Regions from separate parts of the Homo sapiens genome. Here region 1 is linked to region 2. Evidence: chromatin contacts called from ENCODE Hi-C or POLR2A ChIA-PET data. All regions are on one chromosome and are shown on one strand. The core of a region is the stretch at or near the end of the contact, and the rest is flanking DNA. Distances in the headings are between cores, read along the strand shown.

Region 1 (2,731 bases), core at 152-2,651, 33 kb before region 2:
TACAGATGCCTACCACCAGGCCTGACTAATTTTTGTATTTTTAGTAGAGACGGGGTTTCACCATGTTGGCCAGGCTGGTCTCGAACTCCTGACCTCAGGTGATCCGCCTGCCTTGGCCTCCCAAAGTATGGGGATTACAGGCGTGAGCCACTGCGCCTGGCCTCTATACAATTTTCTAAACAATTCATGGAGTTAAAAACATTGATGCTGGATGTGATGCAGTAAATGTGGAAGTGATCTGCTGCACCAGGAATGAGCCTGGAAGGGAGGACCAGAGTGGGGACCAGGGTGATTCTGTGCCAGGGTCTAGGGGAGACCCTTGGAGGAAGGAAAATCATGTTTTCTGAGTGAGTCCCTCTAATGCAGCTGTTTTCAGAAGGGCATTTGTGACTCATCGGACATTCAATCTGGTGCTTTATTGCGAAGGGAATTTTTTTTTAAGAATGCTATCTCAAATTCAAATTATACAGAAGCTGCTTGATTCTAAAATAAACAGACAGCAAGCAATTTTCTGACTTTATTCTAAATGATAATTACTTAAGGTACAGGGAGCAGTTGTTCTGGATCTTAAAGGAATCAGACCACAGTCAGGGTTGCTAGGAAGTCAATGACACTTAAGCTTTCGGGGCACCTCTGGTTGCACGGGCCCCTTCTAAGACTCTAGGTCTCATTTTGTGTTCCTTATTTTGTATTGCTTATTCTTACACAAGGTCCTATAAAACTGAGATCTGCCCTGATCAGAAGTCAACTTACATTTCAAAGCAAAATGACACAAACCAAAGAGAGGGGCTAGAAATCCTGTCTCAGTGAGGGGTTGGAACACCTCCTTGTACCCTCTCACCCACAGTCCCTGCTTGTACAGGGCACTGATTGGGCGTGTGTCTCTGTGTGGGGTTGGGGCATTGCTGCCTGAATGTGGCCAGGGAGGAGATGGAAGTGGAGGCTTAATCGGAAGGTTCCAGGAGCCTGAGACACAAGGGCCAGCGTCTGACTCCGGGGAGCCGCTGGCTCATTGCGAGGTTGGAAGCTCTCCGAGTCTGAGTCATGCAGCAGCAGGAGGCAAATTGCCCAGACTATAAACAAGTGGGAGAATTCCAGAGAAAGCCTGGATTACTGGGGTGGTCTGTACCTCCCACCCCCTGCTTAGTTCATATTGAGTCACATACAGCATTACATTAAGGGGGAGAAACTGCTGACAGCACTGGCTTCAGAGTCAAAGGCGAAGCTCTTGCTCAGAGGCTCAGATGATTTCAACAACATTTTTAGATGTACAAAGTATGTTTCATATAAAGAAATCAAGTCATTGTTTCATATACGATTTTATTATGAAGAAGTAATATCTGCTTAATAAAGAATCCATGAAAACGAAGGAAGCACTAGGCAGGGAATCAGGTCTCCCCACCTCCAGCACATATTTTAAAACAGAATTTTCAGAGACTTTGAATTTTCAGGAAGCAGACCTAGAGAGGGGAAGGTACTTGCTTAAGGTCACACAGCAAGTCAGTGGAGAGGCAAGATGCAAACTCAGGACATCTGACTTCATCATCTTGGCCCCTTAGTCAAAGCAAATAGCCTCCTTAGCTCATTGCTACAAAAGGAAACAGTTGAGTCCAAAACCCTTGGGTCTGGTCGGCAAGGGAAGAGAGAGGAAGGAAGGGTGAAATGTTGGCTGCTCGGGACTGTTCTGTCTTAAACATTTTGGTGATTCTCTTCTGAGCCCATTAGGGACTGACTCACCCACGTGTCTGAAATGGTCCCTGAGTGCGTTCCTGGGGCCCTGGATAAGGAACTGGGAGAGCTTCAGAACCTAACACAATGCCTGGCATTTGCTTAATAAAAGTTTGCTGGATAAACAATTTGGTAAATATATATTACAAAATGTATTGATAAATACCTAATTCCCCCAGAGAGAAGTGGTAAAATTCTAATATACAAGAGACCTTGGTAACCTGGGGCCCTTTAGAAACAAAAATCTAGAATTTCCCCTGTAGCAAATGACCGGAATTCCGCCCCTGTAGATGGTGGAAATGTACTTGTGTAGACAGTCCCAGAAGAGAGGGCTGCATGTGGCAGGTCAGGCAGTATTAAGGGTCCCGTTTCTATTCATGGCTCATGGCCAAGAAAAAGATACTCACTGGCCCTCAGAGTAGAAATACATTCCTGGGGACCCCAGGGGATCCACAGGAACTTGTCAGTGACTTTCATAGAGAGGAAAAGACCTGCGGGGTGGGGGGTGGATCATGCATCTCTGGAGAAGGCTAAAATGACAATGCAGCCCCTACTGTTATACCCAGGGATTCCTGATTTGTTTCTCTGATGCTAATCCTACACCCCGCACAGGAAGGCCACCCTCGTACTCAGCCCTGTAGCTTGCCATCCAAAGGCTTCCCATTGAGTCTTCCTTGAGAATCCTTCCCTGGGAGTCCTCTACAGACAGATACCAGCCTAAAAAGGCAACTGAAAAGAATTTACATGGTCTTTGTTCATTTCAGATTATAAATTGTTTGACTCAATTTTATTTCAACTGAAAGGACTACAAACATATATAGAACTGCCGCTGACAAGGGTGATGAGCTGGTATAGGGAATGGGAAGGAATGGTAAACATTAAACCAAATAGATATTGATTCCTGCCACAATGAAGTGACTAGGATTGGATTTGCCCTCCTGCTGTAAACAATCATGAAACTAGACAAAAATATCTGAGGCTACTCTTTGTAGGGATTGTACAA
Region 2 (2,952 bases), core at 214-2,713:
TGCATTCTGTCTTCTTTTATCTTATGAAGCCAAAGAACTCATGGATATGAATTGATGACTTCACAGAAATGCTGGCACTGTGAAGCCATCTAAAATCCATCCCAGAAGCCATAAAGGTAACTCTACTCCAAGAAGGGAAAAAAACTGGGATCTCTCCAAATCATGGCACTTTTAAATAGGAAGGAACCTCGGAGAACATTCTGGCCCACCTCTCTTCCACTCTCTTAGCCTTTCCACTCCATAGATGAAGAAGCCAACAGCCAGAGGGTCTAAGGGACATATCCAGCATCACTCAGCATAAAGCAAAGTTACCTGTCCAGAACCTCCCCCACTGCCTTCCAGACCCCTGCTACGATCCCATCAGTGGCTTCTCATGACACTTAGAACAGAATCCAAGATCTATACCACAGCTGATCCTGCTGTGCCACCTGGGTCCTGGCCCCTCCACCGCGCCCCCTCCTTGTCCACTGCTCTCCAGGCCCACAGATCCCTTTCTGGCAGTAGAGCAACCAAGGTCCTTCCAGCCTTAGGGCATCCACTGTCCTGTCCCCAAGAAAGCCCTGCCCAGCTCTTTGCAGCAATGGCCTTTCCTCCCTTAGTCACAGGCCAAATGTTCCTGCCTCCTCCGTCACCAAGGGCCAGTGCCTGGCCACTACTTGTCATCTAGGCATATGCATTGCACACTGTCCTCTAGTCCTTCTCTCAGGGCTCCTAAGGGACTTCTTGCACTCCTCTGTCCTGTCTGTTTCTTCCCCGCTCCCACAAGTTGGGAGCTTCGAGAGGGTGAAGAACCTATCTGTTTTGTGCATTACTGTATCCCCAGTGCCTAGCAAAGTGTGGCACATCGTGGACTTATGTTTCTTCAATAAATGGATGCAGGGAAGAATTAAATTATTAACCATCAACTGATAAATGGCAGACATCCCTTTGTCTCTAACTCCCAAGTCTTATGAGGGAAAGGGCTCTGGGGTCCCAGGCCGTCCCTGTGGTGGACCCACAGTGGCGCTCCCAGCCAGAAGTCCTGCTAGTATCAGATCACACTCTGAACACACCGGTGTCCAAAGTCCAGGCACCCTGGCACATGGCCAGGCCTAGGTCTGGCCGCAACTGAACCATGTTCCTTGTTCCCTCCTCTGCCAAGCACGCCCCCGCTCTGCAGACCTGCCTCGGGGCAGGCTTGTTCTCTTGCCAATCTACTGGATCTGCATAAGCAATGAAGGCAAATTTAGGCTTCACCAGTTTCCACTTTGAAACAACCTGGGAGCTGGGCTCCTCCATCCACCAGCAGAGACTTTAATATTTAAGCTAGAAGCAACAGCCAAGTACTGTCAAGGGAAGAGAGCTCCACTTTCTTACACTATGTTGTTCTCCCAGGTGCCTTTCAAGTCTCCAAGCAAACCATCAAACAAGCCCTACCCTTGTCACTGAGCCGTATCCTGTTTCTCATTATGAGTCAGAGCCTGACGCAGGACCAGTGGAAGAATCAGAGTCTTGGTAATGGGTGTGATTAAGAGTAATCTAGGTCTCCAGCCTCTCTGTTAGTCTAGGGCAGGCCCAGGGCTGTCCAGTGGAAATATAATAAAGCCATGTTTAAACTTTGCTAGTAGCAACAGTAGAGAAGTAAAATGGAAACAGGAAAAATGAATTTTAATAATATATTTTATCTATTATTTCAACATGTAATCCACAAAAATATTAATGGGTTATTTAAAGTGGCTTCTTTTTGGCCAGGTGCAGTGGCTCACACCTGTAATCCCAGCACTTTAGGAGGCCAAGGTGGGCAGATCACTTGAGGTCAGGAGTTCGAGACCAGCCTGGCCAACATGGCGAAACCCTGTCTTTACTAAAAATACAAAAATTAGCCAGGCATAGTGGCAGGTGCCTGTAATCCCAGTTACTTAAGAGGCTGAGGCAGGAGAATCACTTGAACCCGGGAAGCAGAGGTTGCAGTGAGCTGAGATAGTGCTACTACATTCTAACCTCGGAGACAGAGTGAGATGAGACTCTGTCTCAAATAAAAAAAAAAATTAAAAAGCTAAAATAATAAAAAGTGGCTTCTTTTCATGCTAGGTCTTTGAAAAGCTGTGTGGGTCTCACACTCATGGCACTTGGATGAGCCACATTTCCAGGACTCACCACCACATGTGGCTCATGGCTGCTGGCTGGGACAGCGCAGGAACAGTTCACCTGCTCAGGAGCTGACCCTGAGTGGGTGGCACTGGCACATCTAACTCGAGGCTGCCTGAGAAGTTCTGCAGCAGAAAAGACAAGCACGAGGCCAGAAAAACCCGGCTCCCTGGCCCCTGAGGCTCCCTCCCCACCCCTGCAGGCCCTGGTGTCAGCCAAGGAAGCCGCGACTGCTACTCAGAGCATTCTCTTGCTGCTTGGATTAATTCACTTGTATTTATTTGGCTTTTTATAAACAAAAGTCAAACTTAAGGCATTCTATTCATCAAAAGGAAAGGGCAGTACTCCTAAGGGGATCTGTCAAACAGATGCTCTTTCTGTAAATAAATAAAAAGGTGGCCGTGCAGGAAAGGAAAATTACACTGAACTGAAGTCTGCGATATTTTTTCCCCTTTCAGATCCATAAGCCAAAATATTGCTAAGTCTTTTTATAAACAAAGATAATGAGTTGTATAATTTATGTAAATTAACTAACGCTGCCGCATTTTCTAGAAGTAACATAAACTGCATTATTTATTTGATGTGCTTTTTGGAGTAAAAATAATTATAATTGGATATTATACCTAACAGGTTTCTCCTATTGTTTTCTTATTAGTGTTTGTGGTTTTGAATACAAAACACAGAATCACCGAGTGCTCTACACACGTGGCTTTCCTTTTGCACACATGAAAGCAGGGATGATCTTTTTAAAAGACAAGAGTCTGACCAAGGTCCTTGACCACAACTCCTGCGCCAGAAGGAAACTGCATGTGCCAGGTATCACAG

What was found. Hi-C counts contacts between places; a loop is a spot of excess contacts on that map. ChIA-PET counts read pairs that join two places held with the same protein, here RNA polymerase II (POLR2A). Pooled maps may share reads with other maps.
Region 1: a map of HCT116 shows a loop between it and region 2 (3-fold over the local background). The contact joins two enhancer-like sites. A Hi-C loop is called at or near these places in 1 of 168 maps with a recorded cell type or tissue (HCT116) and 2 of 50 pooled maps. POLR2A ChIA-PET finds 5 or more read pairs at or near these places in 4 of 52 experiments (A673, AG04449, AG04450 and 1 more).

Annotation. Positions count from the first base shown.
Region 1 is chr1:7,297,826-7,300,556 of GRCh38, reverse strand. The region is part of intron 5 of CAMTA1 (calmodulin binding transcription activator 1); the gene reads right to left. Among named protein-coding and RNA genes, the nearest start is that of CAMTA1-IT1, 65 kb to the left of the region's middle. Within about 2 kb of position 1,401, at least 14 of the 41 ENCODE cell types and tissues checked have a DNase peak (open chromatin) inside an H3K27ac peak, as active enhancers do; they include HCT116, where a contact is called at or near this core.
Region 2 is chr1:7,264,387-7,267,338 of GRCh38, reverse strand. All of the region lies in intron 5 of CAMTA1 (calmodulin binding transcription activator 1), which reads right to left. Among named protein-coding and RNA genes, the nearest start is that of CAMTA1-IT1, 99 kb to the left of the region's middle. Within about 2 kb of position 1,463, at least 9 of the 41 ENCODE cell types and tissues checked have a DNase peak (open chromatin) inside an H3K27ac peak, as active enhancers do; they include HCT116, where a contact is called at or near this core.